Regions from separate parts of the Homo sapiens genome. Here regions 2, 3, 4, 5 and 6 are each linked to region 1. The links are chromatin contacts, found by Hi-C or POLR2A ChIA-PET in ENCODE. All regions are on one chromosome and are shown on one strand. The core of a region is the stretch at or near the end of the contact, and the rest is flanking DNA. Distances in the headings are between cores, read along the strand shown.

Region 1 (2,783 bases), core at 186-2,685:
AGGCATGGGCCCAGGCAGCGGGCGACGAAGCGAGCCCCAGAGGGCGCCCAGATGGCAGGTGGGCCTGGGCCAGTCCCGAGAGCCACAGCCTCAGAAGAGCTGAACAGGGGAGTGGTGTGTGAGTGGTCAGCGCAGGGACAGCGATGGTGACTGTATAGAGATGAGAGGTCAGACTTAGGGGAGGCTGGAAGCTCCGAGGCAAGTGTGTGTGCGCGCTGACGGTCACACCAGACCGCCCGGGGATGTCTGCCACAATATTTAGACCCCTGAGGGCCACTGAGAACGCCTGGCAGTGCCAAGAGGACCAGCCCCTGGGCCCTCTGGCCCCCAACTCTCAACCCACTAGCCCTGGGGCTGGCGGGTGGCCACTCACGTCCTGGAACCCTGAGCTGCTCTCAGGCCGGTGACTTTGGACCAATGTTGGCAATCTGTGGGTTTGCACCAAACCACACAGGTGAGTCAGACTTCTGTACAGAGAGCAGGGAAGGGGCACGACAGGGTGAAGTCCAGACCAGGGCAATGTGTACCCCGGCTGTTCAGCCTTTGAGTGCGGCTGTCGCAGCAATCAAGGTGGGCTCCCTGGTGGAGGTGGACAGCAGCTGCTGGAGAGCCCGGAGGGCAGCCAGGACCGTGTCAGACGGCAGGAGTCGGGCGGGGCCACTCCAGGCACCGGCCAGCAGGGCAGAGGTACCAGGGAGGGCCCTCGGGCTGCGGGCGTGAGGTCAGAGCCCAGGGTGAGGAGGAAGCATCTCCAGCCAGGTGCGCTCTCGGCCCCCGCCGGGGCTGCGAGGCTGGGGGCGCTGCCGCTGCGAGGGCTTCCAGAGGAGCCGGCGCTACCTCCCCGCGCGCCCGGCCACGTGCGCGACGGGATGCGCAGACAGCCGGGGACGCAGACTGGCGGCGTGTGTCACCTCGAGGCCGCGGGACAAGCGCAGGTCGCCTCCCGCACTCCCACACCCCCAGGAACCCTGCTCGGGGCCGGCGGGTGACCTTCCTAGGCACTGCTGGGGGCGGAGCCAGGAAACGGCTCGCCCCGCCATTGGCTGGGGCGCCGGATTTCTTTAAAAACTCCGGCTTCCATTGGCTCGTGCAGTCCCTCCTCGTTCTGCCCGAGGCGCCACGGCCGCCACCCGCGCGGGCACTGCGCCTGCGCGGAGTGAGAGCGTGAGCGCGGAGAGCGGACCGACGCGACACGCCGTGCGCCTCCGCGGCTGCGCTACGAAAACGAGTCCCGGAGCGGCCCCGCGCCCGCCGCACCCGGCCCTCGCCCGCCCGAAGACAGGCGCCAAGCTGCCCCGCCGTCTCCCCAGCTAGCGCCCGGCCGCCGCCGCCTCGCGGGCCCCGGGCGGAAGGGGGCGGGGTCCCGATTCGCCCCGCCCCCGCGGAGGGATACGCGGCGCCGCGGCCCAAAACCCCCGGGCGAGGCGGCCGGGGCGGGTGAGGCGCTCCGCCTGCTGCGCGTCTACGCGGTCCCCGCGGGCCTTCCGGGCCCACTGCGCCGCGCGGACCGCCTCGGGCTCGGACGGCCGGTGTCCCCGGCGCGCCGCTCGCCCGGATCGGCCGCGGCTTCGGCGCCTGGGGCTCGGGGCTCCGGGGAGGCCGTCGCCCGCGATGCTGCTCTCCAAGTTCGGCTCCCTGGCGCACCTCTGCGGGCCCGGCGGCGTGGACCACCTCCCGGTGAAGATCCTGCAGCCAGGTACGCGCGGGGCCGGCGGGGCCGGGGCCGGGGCCAGGGCGGGGACCGGGGGCGCCCCGGGCCGCACCAACCCCGCCCGCGCCTCCCTGCAGCCAAGGCGGACAAGGAGAGCTTCGAGAAGGCGTACCAGGTGGGCGCCGTGCTGGGTAGCGGCGGCTTCGGCACGGTCTACGCGGGTAGCCGCATCGCCGACGGGCTCCCGGTGAGTCGGACCGCCGGGCGGGCCCGGGTTTCTCGCGCGCCTTGCGCCTCGCTTGGCCCGGCCTGACCCCCGCGTCTCCGCAGGTGGCTGTGAAGCACGTGGTGAAGGAGCGGGTGACCGAGTGGGGCAGCCTGGTAAGTTGGGGCACGGGCGGCGGCGGCGGCGGGGGGCGGGCGCGGGGCTTTTGCTGACCGCCGTGTCCCCCAGGGCGGCGCGACCGTGCCCCTGGAGGTGGTGCTGCTGCGCAAGGTGGGCGCGGCGGGCGGCGCGCGCGGCGTCATCCGCCTGCTGGACTGGTTCGAGCGGCCCGACGGCTTCCTGCTGGTGCTGGAGCGGCCCGAGCCGGCGCAGGACCTCTTCGACTTTATCACGGAGCGCGGCGCCCTGGACGAGCCGCTGGCGCGCCGCTTCTTCGCGCAGGTGCTGGCCGCCGTGCGCCACTGCCACAGCTGCGGGGTCGTGCACCGCGACATTAAGGACGAAAATCTGCTTGTGGACCTGCGCTCCGGAGAGCTCAAGCTCATCGACTTCGGTTCGGGTGCGCTGCTCAAGGACACGGTCTACACCGACTTCGACGGTGAGCGCGGGCGCGGGGCAGGGAACGTTCCGGGGGCCTTGCCGGCGGGTTAACGCCTGCAGGGGCGGCACATGGAGGGGCTGATGACTGTTGGGCGGCCGCGCGCCCTGGGTCTGCTCTCGTGGGGAGCAGAGGCCCACGCGCTACCCTGGGGAGGGCTGAGCGAGGGATCAAGAGCGGGATCGTGCTGGGTGGGGGCTAGGGGCGCGCTCAATATTGCTTCCTCCATCGCGTTGGGGGGTACGGGGCCTCTTGCCCCGGTGTGGGAGGCGCGTGACATCCTTCCGGCCCGAGAGACCCCCGGCTGG
Region 2 (2,783 bases), core at 1-2,500, 670 kb after region 1:
AAGCCATGTAGCGGGCCTCTAGTCCGGGCAGCCAGGGGGGCTGCGCCTCCACGGACAGGTTGGCCAACAGTGGGATGGGGACCAGGCCCTGGTCACAGCCACCGTCGCAAGGAGTGGCCGGCGGGAAGCAGGTCAGGTTCTGGCAGGGGCCCTGAGGCGGGCAGCTGCCGTGAGGGCTGGGCTGGCAGGTGGGGCTGCGGGAGCATCAAGGGCTGGGGGACTTTGGGAGGTGGGAGGGTGGCTGAGGGCCCGGGTGGTTCCTACCTGGTCGTGGGAGTACGGGATGCCTAGAAATCGATGGAAGCCCTGATGGGGGGGCAGGAAGGCCCCCTCAGGCCCCACCCCAAGGTGCCACTTGCCGGCCATTCCTGTGAGGTAGCCTCGGGCAGCCAGGACTTCGGCCACGGTCACCTCCTCCAGGGGCAGGCCCCCCCGGGAGCTGGGCACCAGGACGCCAGGGTACATGCCCATCCGAACCGGGAGCCGGCCGGTCAGGAGGGCGGCCCTGCGGGACAAGTCACAGAGTCCCTGAGACAGACAGAAATGTGGCCTTCCCTAGAGAGAGAGACAGACGTTTTTCCCGCCCCCCTGCAATCCATTGGGAGGAAAGGGATGGAGGGTCGGGGCGGGGAAGAGGCGCGGCCCCCTCTTTACCTAGAGGGTGTGCACAGAGACACAGGCACGTAGAAGTCTGTGAACCGCAGCCCTCCCGCCGCCAGCTGGTCCAGGTTGGGAGTGGTAGAGCTGGGGTGCCCATAGCAGCCCAGGTCCCCATAGCCGAGGTCGTCGGCAAAGATCAGCACGATGTTGGGCGGACGGGCAACGGCCAGGCCAGCAGCCAGGGCCAGGAGGAGGGACCGCGGTGCCCCCATGGACATGGGACCGAGGGGTCTGTCCCAAGAGAGGGAGGGCTACTTGGCTCCAGCAGGCTCTTTCCGATACCGCAGACCCAGGCGCCGCCCTTCCCTGAGACCCCGGACCCAAATACTCCCCGACCCTGACGGCCGCCTCCTGAAGCTCCAGAGGGCCGGGGCCCGACAGTACCGGGAGACCGCGGGCTGGGACGGAACTCCTCCAGGACCAGGGCACCTTCAGATTCTCGAGCGGAGATCTGATCCTCCTCGCCTAGCGGTCCGGGCTCAGGGTCGGGGGCGTAAGTCACTTGGCGCTGACCAGCGGAGTCGGGCCGGGGGGAAGGCGCTAGAGGGAGCCCAGGAGGAGCCGGTACCGGGCTGCGGGCGCTTCCGCCTCGGCCCCGCCCCGTGACCTGTGACCCTTGCGGGGCGGGGCCGGGGGCGGGGCCGGGGGCGGGGCCGGGGGCGGGCCGGGGCGAGGGGCGTTGCTGCGCGTGCTCGCTCCGAGGCCGCCGTGTGCGCCTGAGGCTGTTGGCTGCGGTCTTGAAACGGGCTCTGGGAGCTTCCTCTGCGCGGTCGGCCCTGGCTGAGGCGTCCCGGGCTGCGCGCGGGGCTCGGCGCTGCGCAGTGTCCGGTGTCCTCTCGGTCCGGAGCTTCTCCAGAGGAGGAGCGGCTCGTGCGCCCCCAGACCTCCGGTACTGGGAGACTCGGGCCCTCCTGTAAGAGACCTGAGCGCGGAGCGTTATGGGCACCCGGTGAATGAGCAAATGGCAGGGAAAACCGTGCAGCCCCATGGACTGCGGGCTCTTCCTTCACGACTAGCAAAAGCTTTGACACCCTTTCTCCTGCGTACGCGTGTCTGTGTGCGTGTAAGCTGTGGCTGGGTGCGGGGGGCTGTGTACGTGTCTGTGTGTGGTGTGTGTGGAGTGTTTGAGGCAGGTGTGTGGTGTTTCAGGTGTGTGTGCATGTGTGGTGTTTGAGGTGTGTGTGTGTGTTTTTGTAGTGTTTGAGGGATATGTGTGTGTGGTGTTTGAGGTGGGTGTGTGGTGTTTGAGGGGTGTGTGTGTGTGGTTGAGGGGTGTGTTTGGTGTTTGAGGGGTGTGTGTGGTTGAGGTGTATGGTGGTTGAGGTGTGTGTAGTGTTTGAGGCACGTATGTGTGTGGTGTTGGGTGTGTGTGGTGTTAGAGGTGTGGCGTATGTGTGTTTGCGGTGGTTGAGGTGTGTGTGTGTGTCTGGTGTTTAGGGTGTGTCTGTTGTGTGCGTGTGGTGGTGGAGGCGTGGTGTGGTGTGGAATGTGTGTCTGGGGTCCAGTCTGGCCTGTTGCAGGGTTACGCTGCTGGGGAAAAACTCATCTGAGGACAACGTGATTGGGTCCTCGCTCCCTCGTTGGGCAGCCTTGGACTTAACCTTTTTGATCTTGAAGGAAAACACAATATGTCACCTCCAAATATATTTCCTTGACACGGTTCAAGACAGTTACTCAGAAGGACTGGAAATAGAAGAATAGCTGAAAAGCTGTCTTTTGTGGGGGAGATTTGCATCTGTGGAGAGAATCTACACTGATGCGGCCAGGCCTCCTCTGAGGCCCTCCTTGCCTGATCTGGGAAGAGTAACAGTCTGACGCCTTTAAAGGCCTGAAGGGAACATTCACCATCTGTTCTCTCTCAGGGCTGCTACCTGTGAGGTTTCATCTGTAGAACAAGGCCACCTTTGCTAGCCAGGCCTCCTCTGCTCTCCCTCCTGTAACCGGTCTTGCCACTGGTCACCTGATTTTCCACCATAAACTGTGGCCATACTTTGAGCCCATGTTCTTTCTGTAACCTCAAGATGGTATATAAGCTTCCGAACCCCATTGGGAGGTTGGGGTCATCACTCTGGTTCTCCCTGTGTGCATGAATAAATCTGTATGCCTTTTTTCTTACTAACCTG
Region 3 (2,783 bases), core at 128-2,627, 590 kb after region 1:
AGGGCAGTTGCACCCCGGGGGTGCGCTGCCGCCACCGCTTCCCGCCCCCTACTCAGTCTCTAATATTTATGGGTGTCATCTCCATCCTCTGAAGGTTTCTGGACCCCAAACTTAACCAAGAGGCAGAGCCTGAGACTGGGACAGAGAATAAGGGCACGGTCTAGAAAGCCTTCCCTCAACTTGAGGTCCACCTTAAGGCATGGGGCCCACCCTCACCCTCTCCCTGTCATCTAATAGTCCCAGGGGGAGCTGGGAGGTGAGTTACCTGAGGCTCAGTAGGGTTCAGGCTGGGTGCCAGGGACACTCCTAGGCCATCTCCTTGCTGCTTGAGTAAGGGAGAAATCCCCAGGCCTGCTGTGTCCCAGAGGAAGGAAAAATACACACGGTACTTTCCAGGGAGCCCTGCCTTTGTCCCAGGGACTCCAGGCTCTTTTTCTTGTCTGAGCCTCACCTGGCACCTGGCCCGAGACACTCCTGAGATGGGATTAAGCAAGGAGCAGGTGGAGGAGCCCAGGCTTCTCCCTCAGGAAGCAAGTGCTCACATCCAACAGAAGTACCTACATGCCGGCCTGAGCCAGGGCTAGGAGGTACCAGCCAGGATGTGGTCTCGAGGGCGAGTCCTCAGCTCAGATAAGGGAAGGCTGAGGACTGAGATGAAGACACCCAGAGTCTGGCTATTAGAGCACCTGGGGCCAGAGGGGGGTGGTTTCTAAGGGATCCAGGTGCTGGCTGATGCGGTAACTGGAGTAGGGGGCAGGCTGGGCTCAGGGTTCTCCAGGGGCACAGTGAGAGTCTCATCTGGGCAGTCAAGACACTCTCGATGGGCGCAGGGGGTCCAGGAGATCCTAGAAGGTCTAGGTGGGCTGAAATAAGCCTGGCCATAAAGAGAGAAATATGTTTGGATTTTATTTATCCCATTAATTTTTTTTTTCTCTTGACTTGATAACCCTATCCCATGTCTGGTAAACCCAGAGTAAGGAGTCCAAAAGCTGCTGGAGGAGGAGCTATGGGAGCCTCAGTCTCCTCTCTATGCCCCCTCCCTGTGCCCCAGTACAAACCTCCACAGCACCCCTGCAATGATAATGCTCACTGCCAGGACCCGTGTCCAGGGTCTCCCTCTTCAGCCTGAGAGACCACCGTCAGGCACAGCCTGCACCCTCCCGTGCACGGCCCCCACCCCTCCCCTGCTGGCCCACAGTGGAATCAGCCTCTCCGGTTTCTGGTGATTTCATCAGGGCCACATCACATTGCTAGAGCTAGAGATAACATCTCCCTGTGGGTAACCCTTCCCTGCCAAGCCCCCTGAAGCTGGGCCCAGGCTGAGAGGAGGGACTGTGGGGTGTGGAATAAATTTAGGGGTGTGAGGGTCTACCAGGCAGAAGCAGGTTGGCTGTGATGACAGCACAGAGCTCAGGAACGCTGCCTGAGGACCCTGGGGCCTACGAGGAGGAGAAGAGGGCAGGAGCTGGTGGGGTGCTTGCAGAGACCCTGGGCTCCTATCCTGCCATAAGCCTCGCTGTCTCCTGATATCTGCAGCCAGGCCCTACTGACACCCCCAGGCCTGAGTGCAAGCAGAGACCCCACCATTCCCAGGCCCTGGAGGACTGGTCCACCTTAACTGGGCAGCCCTTGGGGCAGGCGCTGGCCGGTGCCTCAGCCCAGGCCTCTGTGCTCTGCATGCACTGCCAGCCTGCCATCAGGCCTCTATTGCAGCCCTGAACCATGATCCAGGGCACCTTGGAGCCAGATGGTCCCCTCTGGGGCTGGGACTGGGACAGTGACAATGACTGGGATAGTGCTGTGCTGGCCCTCCTGGCGCTGGCTGTGGTGGCTGCCACAGCGCTGGCCTTACACTGGTTTGGCTCCGGGCACGATCAAGAGGCGGCAGAACCGGTGTCCACAGCCCTCGGGGCTCAACCTCATCAGGCAGGAGGAGCTGAGCTGGCCCTGCAACCGAAGTCTAAGGTCAGTGATGGCAGCGAGGGGCAGAGCCCAGGGCAGGGGAAACCAGAGCCCCCAGGACGCGGCCAGCAGAGCCCTGTCCCTGCTGCAGCGCCGGGCGGGGGCCTGGCCGCCATGGCCCGGCTTCCACTCAAGACGGCTGTCGAGGAGGCCCGCAGAGAGGCATTAGGACAGCAACGGGGCAGTGCCACCCCCGCGGCCCCCCGAGCGGAAGGAAAGGAGCCTCCCAGGCCAGGCACTGCCCTCCTGGGCAGGAGCGAAGCAGGGGGGATGTCCGCCCCCCTCCTGATCCACTTCACTCCTCGGAGCCCTGGCAGCGAAGCGGAGGCGGAGACAGGTGGTGTCAGGGCGTCCTCTCGCCAGGCCGCAGGCCCCGCGGGGCAACAGGACACTGGCCCCTGGCAGGCGGGCGCGGGGCCCTCGGGCTCGATGGGGAGAGGCCGGGGCCGGCGGCGGCGGATGGACGCTGGCTCGGGAGACAGAGCCCGCCGCCCCCGGAAACTGGACCCGCTCCGCCTGGGCGCCGCGGGGAGCGTGTGGGACGCGGTGGACGGGGCCGCCGCCCTGGACGCCCACGCGCGCGGCCTCCCCACAGGACCCCCACTCGCCCAGGAGCCCGCACTCCCGGCGCTGCCCGCTCCCCGCGCCCTGCAGCCTGGGTCTCAGACGGAAGGCTCTGGGGCCAAGGGTGGCTGGAGCAGGGAGGCCTCGGGGGTCCCTGCCCCCGGAGGAGGCTGGCCCTGGGTCAGCAGGGAGGTCCCGGGCACCCGGAGCTTTGGCCCAGCCCCAGACTCCACGCGCCCCTGGCTAGAGAGTCCGCC
Region 4 (2,783 bases), core at 1-2,500, 560 kb after region 1:
GGACCCGAGGCTTGAGCTGAGAGAGCCTGTGCCAAGCTGTGGGGCTCCGAGTCAGCAGCAGCATGGATCTGATGCTCCTGGAAACAAGCACAGGCGTCAGGAGCCAGAAGGGAAGGCCCAGGACAGTGCCTGGGCTGCCCCTGCGACTTGAGACCAGCCACCCATCTGAAGGACCCAGCCCACGTTCAGGCTTAACAGGCATTTGCAGCTGCTCACCTGAGCTCAGAACTCCACCTCCACCAAACATCCACACCTGGGCAACCACACCTGTCACTCCTGTCCTCTACCTGGGATCACCAGCCTGTCACCGCACCCTGCCCTGCACCTGCACCTCAGCAAGGTGAACCTCTTGCTGACGGAAAGCATTCCAAGTGCATGCCTTGCCTGAACTAACCACGTTATCTATTTGCAATAAACCCATTTCTTAAAAGGAGGTGGGTAACTCTCTGGCTTGCAATCCCCGAGAGCAACCGATTCCTCCAACACTTTCCTGTTACCTCCAGCCACTTCAACCAACCGCGGCCTTCCTCCACACTCCCAGCAGAAAACCTGCACGACCTACCCCCGGAGCTCAGACTCTGCCCGCCGGCTGTGTTTAACCTCTCCTGGCAGAGACGCACGACACTTCCACCCGCCACAAAACCCCACCCTCCTCACATCCAGGCTTCCCAGCAGCTCCTCCGGGCTCACAGCCGACGCCCTGCCTTTGCGTTGGTGACCTTTGAGCCTTTCCCACGGGCCCCCGCAGAAGGTTTGCTAGGTGGAGGTCTCAGGACTCCCGGTCACTGCCCCCTCCTGCTGAGGGCACCCTCCCGAGGACTCACTGCACCCCCGCCCGGGCGGTTCTGGGTTTGTGCCCTCCCCAGCAAGGCCAGCGCCCTCGTGGCCAGAAAGGTTCCAGGACCACTCGAAGCGCCGCGCGAGCGCGTTATAACTGTGCTTGGCCGCGAGAACACCGGTGCCTGCTGGGAGCCTCCCACGGGCGCCCCAGCCTCGCTCCGGCCTCCAGCGCGCCCTGGGGTGTGCCCCGCCAGCCCCGCGCAGTAGCCGGAGCTGGGAAACTACCCCGGAGTCCAGCGAGTCCTCAGGGCTACCTCCTCCCCTCCCAGCCCCGGCGTCCGCACCTCGCGGCGGGGCCGCGCGTCAGTGGACCAAGCACGAGAGGAAGCGCCGACCTCCAGCTCCCTGCGCTCTGCCCCGCCGGCTCAGGGAAAGCGGGCGCCACACGCTCACAGGCAGGGCGCAGGCGTCCCCGGAGCTGCGCATGCGCACACGGGCGCAGCCGCTGACAGGCTCTCAGCGCGTGCGCGGAAGGCGGAGCCCGCCGGGGGTCACGTGTTCATCGAGACGGCCCCCGCCTCCGCAGCCCTGGATCCTTCCGCTCCCGCCCAAGCACTGACAAGGTTTCGCGGCAAAGGAGCTTTATTGCTGCGGCGGCAGAACGAGCTCTGCGAAGGGCGAGGGGGCGGCGAATGGCGCGCGGTCGGAGAGTACGAGCGCCTCCTGCAGGGCGCGGCTCTGCGGGCCGCTGAGCGCGGGGCCGTCCCGGTGCACGCGGAGCCAGGGGGTCCCTGCAGAGCGAGGGGCTGTTAGAGGCCGCGCGGCCGGAGCTGGGCGGGGGTGCGGGGCCAGCAGGGCGGGGGCGGCGCTCACCACGGCGCAGCCTCTGACCCACGTCGACCAGCAGCTCTGCGCCCACCCCCAGGCGGAGCGGCTCCCCAGCGCGGCTGCGCCCGGCCCCGAGCTCGTGCAGCACCAGCGCCAGCGGCAGCGCCCGGACCAGCTCCACGGTGCCTGCGGGGAGAGGGGCTGAGAGGCGCGGGCTCGGGAAGGGGCGGGGCCTCGGGAAGGGAAGGGGATGGCGGAGGCGGAAGGACGGGGACTCCCCCGACGCTCACCATCTGCGGGCGCCAGCAGCTCCTCCTGCTCCCGGGCGCGAGGCAGCAGCTGCCGGCGTTCTGCGGGACTTCCCGAGCACAGGGCTCGGGCCAGACCGGGATCCACGCCCTGCGCCGCCAGCATCCGCTCGAAGCGGCCAAGGGCCGAGCCGTCGTCCAGCGCCGCGGCCACCCGGGCAGCGCCCTGGGCCTGAGTCCCCGCGTGTCCGCTGAGCCAGAGCAGGGCGCCCCCTGCGGGCGGGGACGGGTCTTAGGCGCGGCCGGGTCGGGGCGGCCCCAGCGGGAAGCACCCCCCGCCGCCTCCGCTCCCCTACACCCCGTCCCCCTCACCGAGCGTGGTGACCAGGTCCCTTAAGTCTGGCGGGCCTGCGCCGTCCATGCAGAGCAGCGCCTCCTCCACCTCCAGGGCGTGGCCCACGCAGCGACCCAGGGGCTTGTCCATGGCGGTCAGCGCTGCCGCGACCCGAAGCCCTAGGCTGGCTCCCACGCCAACCTGCGGAGAGGAGGCTCAGCGTGGACCCCCCATGGCGGGGCCTTCTGCAGCCGGTTCTTGGTCGAACTCCAGCCCCTGCTGCACCCTGGGTTGCCAGCCCCCCAGCATGAAGTCAGGGAAGGATTGGGGTGGGGAAGAGACACGAGTGAAGTGCGACACCTCGCCATGGGGCCAGGAGGAACTTGTACTTGGTCTGGGGCAGGAACGCCACAGAGGGCTTCCCCAGGTCCAGGCCGGGCCAGCCTTGACCTCTAAAGTCACAGCAGGTTAGGAAGCCGTGAAGGAGGGAGGGACTTCGGGCAGAAGAGGGTGGGACTGGGGTTAGGCAGGACTGCTGAGTGGAGGGAGGCAGTGGGGACGGGAGGGGTGAAGGGTAGGCTGGGCCCGCATCA
Region 5 (2,783 bases), core at 200-2,699, 550 kb after region 1:
CACTTGCCTGGCAGGCTGACAGGTAGGCGGCCCAAAGCAGCAAGTAGATGACAGGGTGGCGCAGTGGGCTCAGCAGCAGGGCTCCCAGGGCCACTAGTGCACCCAGCAGGCTCAGCAGCTCCAGGCCCTGGGCCGTGTCCAGCCCCAGTCTCGGCGCTTCCCACAGCAGCGTCGGGGTCTCCCACAGCTGCTGCCAGCGCCCCTTGCCCTGAGGCCGCAGCGTCCTCCTTGCAGGTAGGATGCCCTCGGGGCCATACAGGCCTGTGGGAGGGCATGTCATGGCCAGGCCCTGGACAGCCCTTGCAGACTAGACTACCTCTGAGTCAGGGCCTGCAGATCCCCCAGCCTAGGTCAGAGCATGCGGATACCTCCATCCCTAGGTCAGAGTCTGCAGTCCCTCCAGAGCCCGTCCCCCAGGTCGGGACCTGTCAAAACCCCGTCCCAGGGCTAGAGGCCTGCTCAACTACCTGAGTCAGGGCCTCCCACCCAGCAGAGCCCACTGCCCTCTTCCAGGTCTCAGCCCGATCTCCTACCTGTCCCACCAGGTCTGGGAGGAAGCCTCTCTCCCACCTCTCTCAGAGTTCTGTCCCCCACCCCAGGTCAGAGTCCAGAGCCTTACGGGAAATGGATCACCGCACACCTTCCTACCCCCACAGCGGCCTGCAGGACACGAACCGCCGCCCCCTACCCCACGCCAAGGCCTGGCCCTCACTCCCAACCCCGGACTGCGTGAGTGCCGGGCACAGAGAAAAGAGGACATAGGGTCCCGCGCCGAGGCTGGGGGTGTCCCACCCTGGGTGCCTTCACCTGGGATTTGCGTGTAGAGGGAAGCGAAAGCAAACATGAAGACGGCCGCCACGCCCTGGAGGAAGAGCTGCCGCGGGAGCCGGGAGCCCGCCATGTCCGCTACGCGGCCCGCTAGAGCAGGGCCCGCCCTCCGCGTCCGCCCGCCCGCGGCAGCCCCAGGCCCCGCCTCCTCACCGCCCCGCCCGCCCAATCCGTGGCAGCCCCAAGCCCCGCCTCCTCGGCCCGCCCGCCCGCCCGCGGCAGTCCCAGGCCCCGCCTCCTCACCGCCCCGCCCGCCCAACCCGTGGCAGCCCCAAGCCCCGCCTCCTCGGCCCGTCCGCCCGCCCGCGGCTGCCCCAGGCCCCGCCTCCTCACCGCCCCGCCCCCCCAACCCGTGGCAGCCCCCAAGCCCCGCCTCCTCGGCCCGCTCGCCCGCGGCAGCTCCAGGCCCCGCCCCACCCCGCCCCGCCCGACCCACGGCGGCCCCAAAAGCCCTCCCGTCCAAACTGGTGGCAGCCCAAAGCTCCGCCCACCCCCCCCTCCCGGAGGCTTCGACCCCGCCCCGCGACTCTTCCGGTGAGCTCCCGCTGCGCGGCGCCGGGGTTCGCCTCTCTGGCTTTTGCCCACGTTACGTCATAGACATGCGCGCGACGCCGCGCCTACGCATTTTCCTGGGCGGGAACAGCAAAATGGCGCCAGAACTAGTGGCGGGCTGAGGACGCCGTACCCCTCGGAAGGCAGCCCTGCGGTCCCTTTGCCGCCCGTTCCCTCCCGGACATGGAGGACGTGGAGGCGCGCTTCGCCCACCTCTTGCAGCCCATCCGCGACCTCACCAAGAACTGGGAGGTGGACGTGGCGGCCCAGCTGGGCGAGTATCTGGAGGAGGTAAGGGCGGCGGGGGAGTGACGCGGGGTGGGCCGGCGGGTGGGGCTGCGGGGCGGGGGCTCCGGGCCCGGGGCTGTGGGCGCCCCACCGTCTCCACGCCTATGGCTATCTGGCGCTCTGGCCGCGCAGGTCCTCGGGCTCCCTGCTTCTTTTCAAACTCCATCTCTGCCTCCCCAAATCATCCCTTGTTGGATTAGCGTGGACCTGTCATTGCAGGTTTCTACCCGTCAGCGAGCCGTGAATGATTGAGTGGGTGGTGACCAGCCGTTTCTCTAACGTAGTGGAATAGACTAGAAAGCATTATTGCTTTTATTGCAGTTATTGCGAGCATGCTTGTGTGTTTGAGAGGTCTGGATCACGATGTCAGAGGAATTTTTTATCTTGGATTTTCAAACCAATTTCAAGCTATTGCCATGCTCTATCCTGTTAGCGATTAGTGTTTCTTCCATGTTTGACAGCCCTGTCTAGACCTGTGTTAAGCTGTCTGCTCCATATTTGCGCTTCATTTTTACTCCTCAGCCCAGCTCAGTCTGGCGTCCACGACACTTAAATGTTTCTTGTCTTGATCAGCAGTGATCTCCATTCTACCAAATCCAAGGGACATAAGTCAGCATTTGTTGGACTGGCCACTCCTTTCTTTTTGAAACATGGTGGTAGGATTTTTTTTCCCTATTTCATTGCCTGATTTTTCTTTTCTATCCAGTCTCTAAGTGTTGAGTTCCTCAGGATGGGGCCTAGGTCATCTTCTGATGCATTTACCCTGAAGTGTCATTTATTTCTATGATTTTAAATATTGCCTGTATTAGGACAACTACCAGATCTGCAGCTCCATCCTAGATCTTTCCTCCAAATCTACTTTACATATCCAGCTGCTCTCTTGACATCTAGTGGGTGTCACGCAAACATCTCATTTAACATATTTAAAGTGGAACTCTTCATTTTTCTGCTTAAACCCCAGCTTTTCCCATCTCGGAAAATGACACCGCTGTTCAACCAAAAGCAAAAGCTAAATGTGGCTATAGTGAAGCCCCATGCTTAACACTCAGTTCATCCATGAATTCCATCAGTTATACCACCGGAATATCACTTGAATTCATCTGTTGTCCATTTTA
Region 6 (2,783 bases), core at 155-2,654, 510 kb after region 1:
TGTCCAGCAGAAGAAACACAAAAAAGAGAGAACTCCAGGTCCTTGGTGGGGACAGTGACAACTGGACTGACAAAAAACAGGGTAACTGGGAAGGCAAGCTCAATCCCACCTCCAGGCTCAAGATCCAGCCCCTGCCTGACCACACAGCCATCCCCACACACTGCCAGTCTGCAGCTGGGATCTGACAGCCTGAGTGCCAGTCCCAGCCTCTCTGAGCCGGCTCAGGCCAGGCAGTCAGCTTATCCGCGCCTAACTTCTCTACAGATGGGGGCAACACCAGGGCAACCCCGGTGGGCTGCTGGGAGGAAGAGGTGAGATCATGTACACAAAGGGCTGTGCGGGGCCTGGCACACCAAGCACGCTCGCCAACGCTGCTGTCTCCAGGCTGTTGCTGATGTCATCGTCAGGCTCCGTTTTCTCCTACCTCCTGGGCTGAAGAGCTCTCAGACACGGGCGCTGACCCCACACACAGACCTCCTGGGCATGGGCACCGACCGCCACGCTGATACCCCACCCAGGGCTTGGCGTGCAGGGCCTGGACCGTCAGGCGAGTCGCCAGGAATGCTCTTCTCTCTACTCTCGACGCTTCCTCCTCAAATCCTCCCAGTTTCAAATCAAACACCGCTTCTCCATGCACCAAACCCGAACTCCACCCCCTCTTTGCACCCCGCCAAGACCGCCGGGGGCTTCAGACGGAGCACCAAGGTCAGAGGCGGGCTGGCGAGCCGCGGGTCCGCGCCCCTGGAGCCACTAGAGCCACAGCCGCCCGCAGCTGGCCAAGGAGAGAGCCCGTCCCACCCCAAGGAGGCCGGGCAGGCCGGGCCCAGCCTTCTCTCCCTGCCGCCACCAGGCCCGCGCGGCCACGCCGCCCCCAGCGGACGCCCATTCTCCCCACGGGCTGTCCGGTCGGCCCTGGCCTTCAGTCCCCGCCCGGCCCCCGGCCCCGGCCCTCAGTCCTCGGCTCCCCCGACCCCGGCCCTCAGCGCCCAGCCCCCGGTCCTCGGCCCTCAGCGCCCGGCCCTCAGTCCTCGGCCTCCCGACCCAGCCCCCAGCCCTCGGCCCCCAGCCCCCGGCCCTCGACCCTCAGACCCAGCCCCTGGCCCTCAGCACTCGACCCTCGGCCCCCGGCCCTCAGCGCTTGGCCTCGGCACTCACCGCGCGGGTGCGGCCCGAACGCCACCAGCACGAAGTAGTCCGCGAGCCGCGCCATGGCGAGGGACGCGGGGCGGCCCGAGGGGCGCGGGCGGGCTCCGCGGCTCGGGGACTCGAGGACGGCGCGCTCATGGCCCGGCCCCGGCCCTGGACCGCGCACCCCGGACACCCCTGGTTCGCTCCGCGGCGGCGGCGGCGGCGGCGGCGGCGGCCCAGGTTCCCGCCGCCATCTTCCCAGCCAGCCGGCCCGCCCGGGCGCGCCGTGCGCCTGCGCGCTGTCGTCAAGCCCTGAGCGGGCGGGGCCTGCAACCGCGCATCTCCATTGGTCCAGAGGGTGGGAGGGCGGCTCCCGAGAGCAGCGCCCCGCCCATCGCTGACCACTCTGGGGCCCGAGCACCGCCCCTCGGGCCGGGCACCTGGACTACGGCTCCGGCGGGTCTGACGCCCTGACCCGGGTCGGCTGTGGTGTCGGCGGGAGGCATGGGCCAGGACCACAGCTGCCCTCGCCGTTGGGACTCCCCGCACAGGAGCCCGAACCCCACCCCTGGGCCGTCCCAATCTGGGGATCGGGTCCCCAGACTCCTCGTCCCCCGCCCCTCTCTGTCCAGCGGGAGAAAGGCGGGAGAAGCCTAGGCGCTGCCTACCGGGCCCCCCAAACTAGAAGTCAGAGGAGGCGCAGGGCCATCACCTCAGGGGCTGCCAGCCTGGCGATGGGGAACAGAGAGAGAATTCAGGCCCTGCCCTTGGGGTCCCAGGCTGAAGAGCCCCCATCTAGGCCAAGTGAGACATTTAACACAGCTTAAAAACGGCACGCTCATGTCCCCCTGTAAAGAGCAAATGTTCTAAGCGTGTGAGGCACATGAGGCCACGGAGCAGGGGGCTCTGGGAAAGCTGCATCCCCCAGGATCCCTGACAGTGCCCACCCCTCTCAAGGGCAGGGCTGGCCAGGGCCACCCCTGAAGTGGCTCAGGGATGAGCATGAGCCCAGAGCAGAACATGCTGGGAGAGAAGGTGCAGGAGCCAGCCTGGTGCAGCAGGGAAACCCCTCTGAGCACAGCAGGCCAAGGTCTGTTTTTTGTTATGTTTTGTTTTGTTTTTGAGGCAGAGTCTCAATCCGTCACCCAGGCTGAAGTGCAGTGACACCATCTTGGCTCACTGGAACGTCCGTCTCCTGGGTTCAAGCAATTCTCCCGCCTCAGCTTCCCGCGTAGCTGGGATTACAGGTGTGCACCACCATGCCCGGCTAATTTTTGTATTTTAGTAGAGAGGGGGTTTCACCATGTTGGCCAGGCTGGTCTTGAACTCCTGACCTCAGGCCATCCACCCACCATGGCGTCCCAAAGTGCTGGGATTACAGGCATGAGCCACCGCCCCCAGCCCGAAGGTCTGTTTTTTGTTTTTTGTTTGTTTTTGTTTGTTTGTTTTGAGACAGAGTCTCGCTCTGTCGCCCAGGCTGGAGTACAGTGGCGTGATCTTGGCTCACTGCAAACTCCGCCTCCCAGGTTCACATCATTCTCCTGCCTCAGCCTCCCGAGTAGCTGGGACTACAAGCACCTGCCACCACGCCCAGCTAATTTTTTGTATTTTTAGTAGCGACAGGGTTTCACTGTGTTAGCCAGGATGGTCTCGAT

The links. A loop is a pair of places that touch in the nucleus more often than their neighbours do. ChIA-PET counts read pairs that join two places held with the same protein, here RNA polymerase II (POLR2A). Pooled maps may share reads with other maps.
Region 2: a loop to region 1 is called in a pooled map, with 6 times the contacts of the local background. The contact joins the promoter of ARSA here to the promoter of PIM3 in region 1. A Hi-C loop is called at or near these places in 1 of 168 maps with a recorded cell type or tissue (CD8-positive, alpha-beta T cell), 1 of 37 single-sample maps with no recorded cell type and 9 of 50 pooled maps. POLR2A ChIA-PET finds 5 or more read pairs at or near these places in 2 of 52 experiments (CD4-positive, alpha-beta T cell and activated B cell).
Region 3: a pooled map shows a loop between it and region 1 (4-fold over the local background). The contact joins the promoter of KLHDC7B here to the promoter of PIM3 in region 1. A Hi-C loop is called at or near these places in 2 of 168 maps with a recorded cell type or tissue (GM12878 and naive thymus-derived CD4-positive, alpha-beta T cell), 11 of 37 single-sample maps with no recorded cell type and 6 of 50 pooled maps. POLR2A ChIA-PET finds 5 or more read pairs at or near these places in 4 of 52 experiments (T-cell, activated B cell, activated T-cell and 1 more).
Region 4: a map of CD8-positive, alpha-beta T cell shows a loop between it and region 1 (3-fold over the local background). The contact joins the promoter of SCO2 here to the promoter of PIM3 in region 1. A Hi-C loop is called at or near these places in 3 of 168 maps with a recorded cell type or tissue (CD8-positive, alpha-beta T cell, GM12878 and naive thymus-derived CD4-positive, alpha-beta T cell), 12 of 37 single-sample maps with no recorded cell type and 14 of 50 pooled maps. POLR2A ChIA-PET finds 5 or more read pairs at or near these places in 2 of 52 experiments (activated B cell and activated T-cell).
Region 5: a map of ascending aorta shows a loop between it and region 1 (2.4-fold over the local background). The contact joins the promoter of NCAPH2 here to the promoter of PIM3 in region 1. A Hi-C loop is called at or near these places in 1 of 168 maps with a recorded cell type or tissue (ascending aorta), 1 of 37 single-sample maps with no recorded cell type and 9 of 50 pooled maps. POLR2A ChIA-PET finds 5 or more read pairs at or near these places in 1 of 52 experiments (OCI-LY7).
Region 6: a loop to region 1 is called in a pooled map, with 6 times the contacts of the local background. The contact joins the promoter of SBF1 here to the promoter of PIM3 in region 1. A Hi-C loop is called at or near these places in 1 of 37 single-sample maps with no recorded cell type and 7 of 50 pooled maps. POLR2A ChIA-PET finds 5 or more read pairs at or near these places in 2 of 52 experiments (PC-9 and Panc1).

What each region holds. Positions count from the first base shown.
Region 1 is chr22:49,959,337-49,962,119 of GRCh38, forward strand. PIM3 (Pim-3 proto-oncogene, serine/threonine kinase) reads left to right here and starts at 1,436. Exons shown (of 6, transcript NM_001001852.4): 1 at 1,436-1,696; 2 at 1,789-1,898; 3 at 1,982-2,032; 4 at 2,106-2,475. The coding sequence starts at 1,612. RefSeq lists silencers at 409-468, 609-888, 929-1,568, 1,619-1,768, 1,909-1,958 and 2 more.
Region 2 is chr22:50,626,902-50,629,684 of GRCh38, forward strand. It overlaps ARSA (arylsulfatase A), which reads right to left and starts at 1,251. Exons shown (of 8, transcript NM_000487.6): 1 at 655-1,251; 2 at 265-505; 3 at 1-151. The coding sequence starts at 878. RefSeq lists an enhancer at 1-211 and a silencer at 1,146-1,335.
Region 3 is chr22:50,544,522-50,547,304 of GRCh38, forward strand. KLHDC7B (kelch domain containing 7B) reads left to right here and starts at 1,378. Exons shown (of 1, transcript NM_138433.5): 1 at 1,378-2,783. The coding sequence starts at 1,723. KLHDC7B-DT (KLHDC7B divergent transcript) reads right to left here. Exons shown (of 4, transcript NR_199716.1): 2 at 1,853-1,947; 3 at 266-874.
Region 4 is chr22:50,524,348-50,527,130 of GRCh38, forward strand. It overlaps SCO2 (synthesis of cytochrome C oxidase 2), which reads right to left and starts at 1,251. Exons shown (of 2, transcript NM_005138.3): 1 at 1,125-1,251; 2 at 1-77. The coding sequence starts at 64. It overlaps NCAPH2 (non-SMC condensin II complex subunit H2), which reads left to right. Exons shown (of 20, transcript NM_152299.4): 20 at 1-433. TYMP (thymidine phosphorylase) reads right to left here. Exons shown (of 10, transcript NM_001953.5): 7 at 2,229-2,391; 8 at 1,899-2,129; 9 at 1,654-1,794; 10 at 1,405-1,571. The coding sequence ends at 1,423. RefSeq lists silencers at 923-1,222, 1,433-2,262 and enhancers at 2,353-2,652, 2,461-2,783.
Region 5 is chr22:50,506,775-50,509,557 of GRCh38, forward strand. NCAPH2 (non-SMC condensin II complex subunit H2) reads left to right here and starts at 1,450. Exons shown (of 20, transcript NM_152299.4): 1 at 1,450-1,671. The coding sequence starts at 1,564. LMF2 (lipase maturation factor 2) reads right to left here and starts at 928. Exons shown (of 14, transcript NM_033200.3): 1 at 808-928; 2 at 8-261. The coding sequence starts at 901. RefSeq lists an enhancer at 659-708 and silencers at 929-1,028, 1,699-1,988.
Region 6 is chr22:50,473,631-50,476,413 of GRCh38, forward strand. It overlaps SBF1 (SET binding factor 1), which reads right to left and starts at 1,405. Exons shown (of 41, transcript NM_002972.4): 1 at 1,156-1,405. The coding sequence starts at 1,210. RefSeq lists enhancers at 1-747, 1,658-2,567 and silencers at 767-896, 1,317-1,776, 1,357-1,561.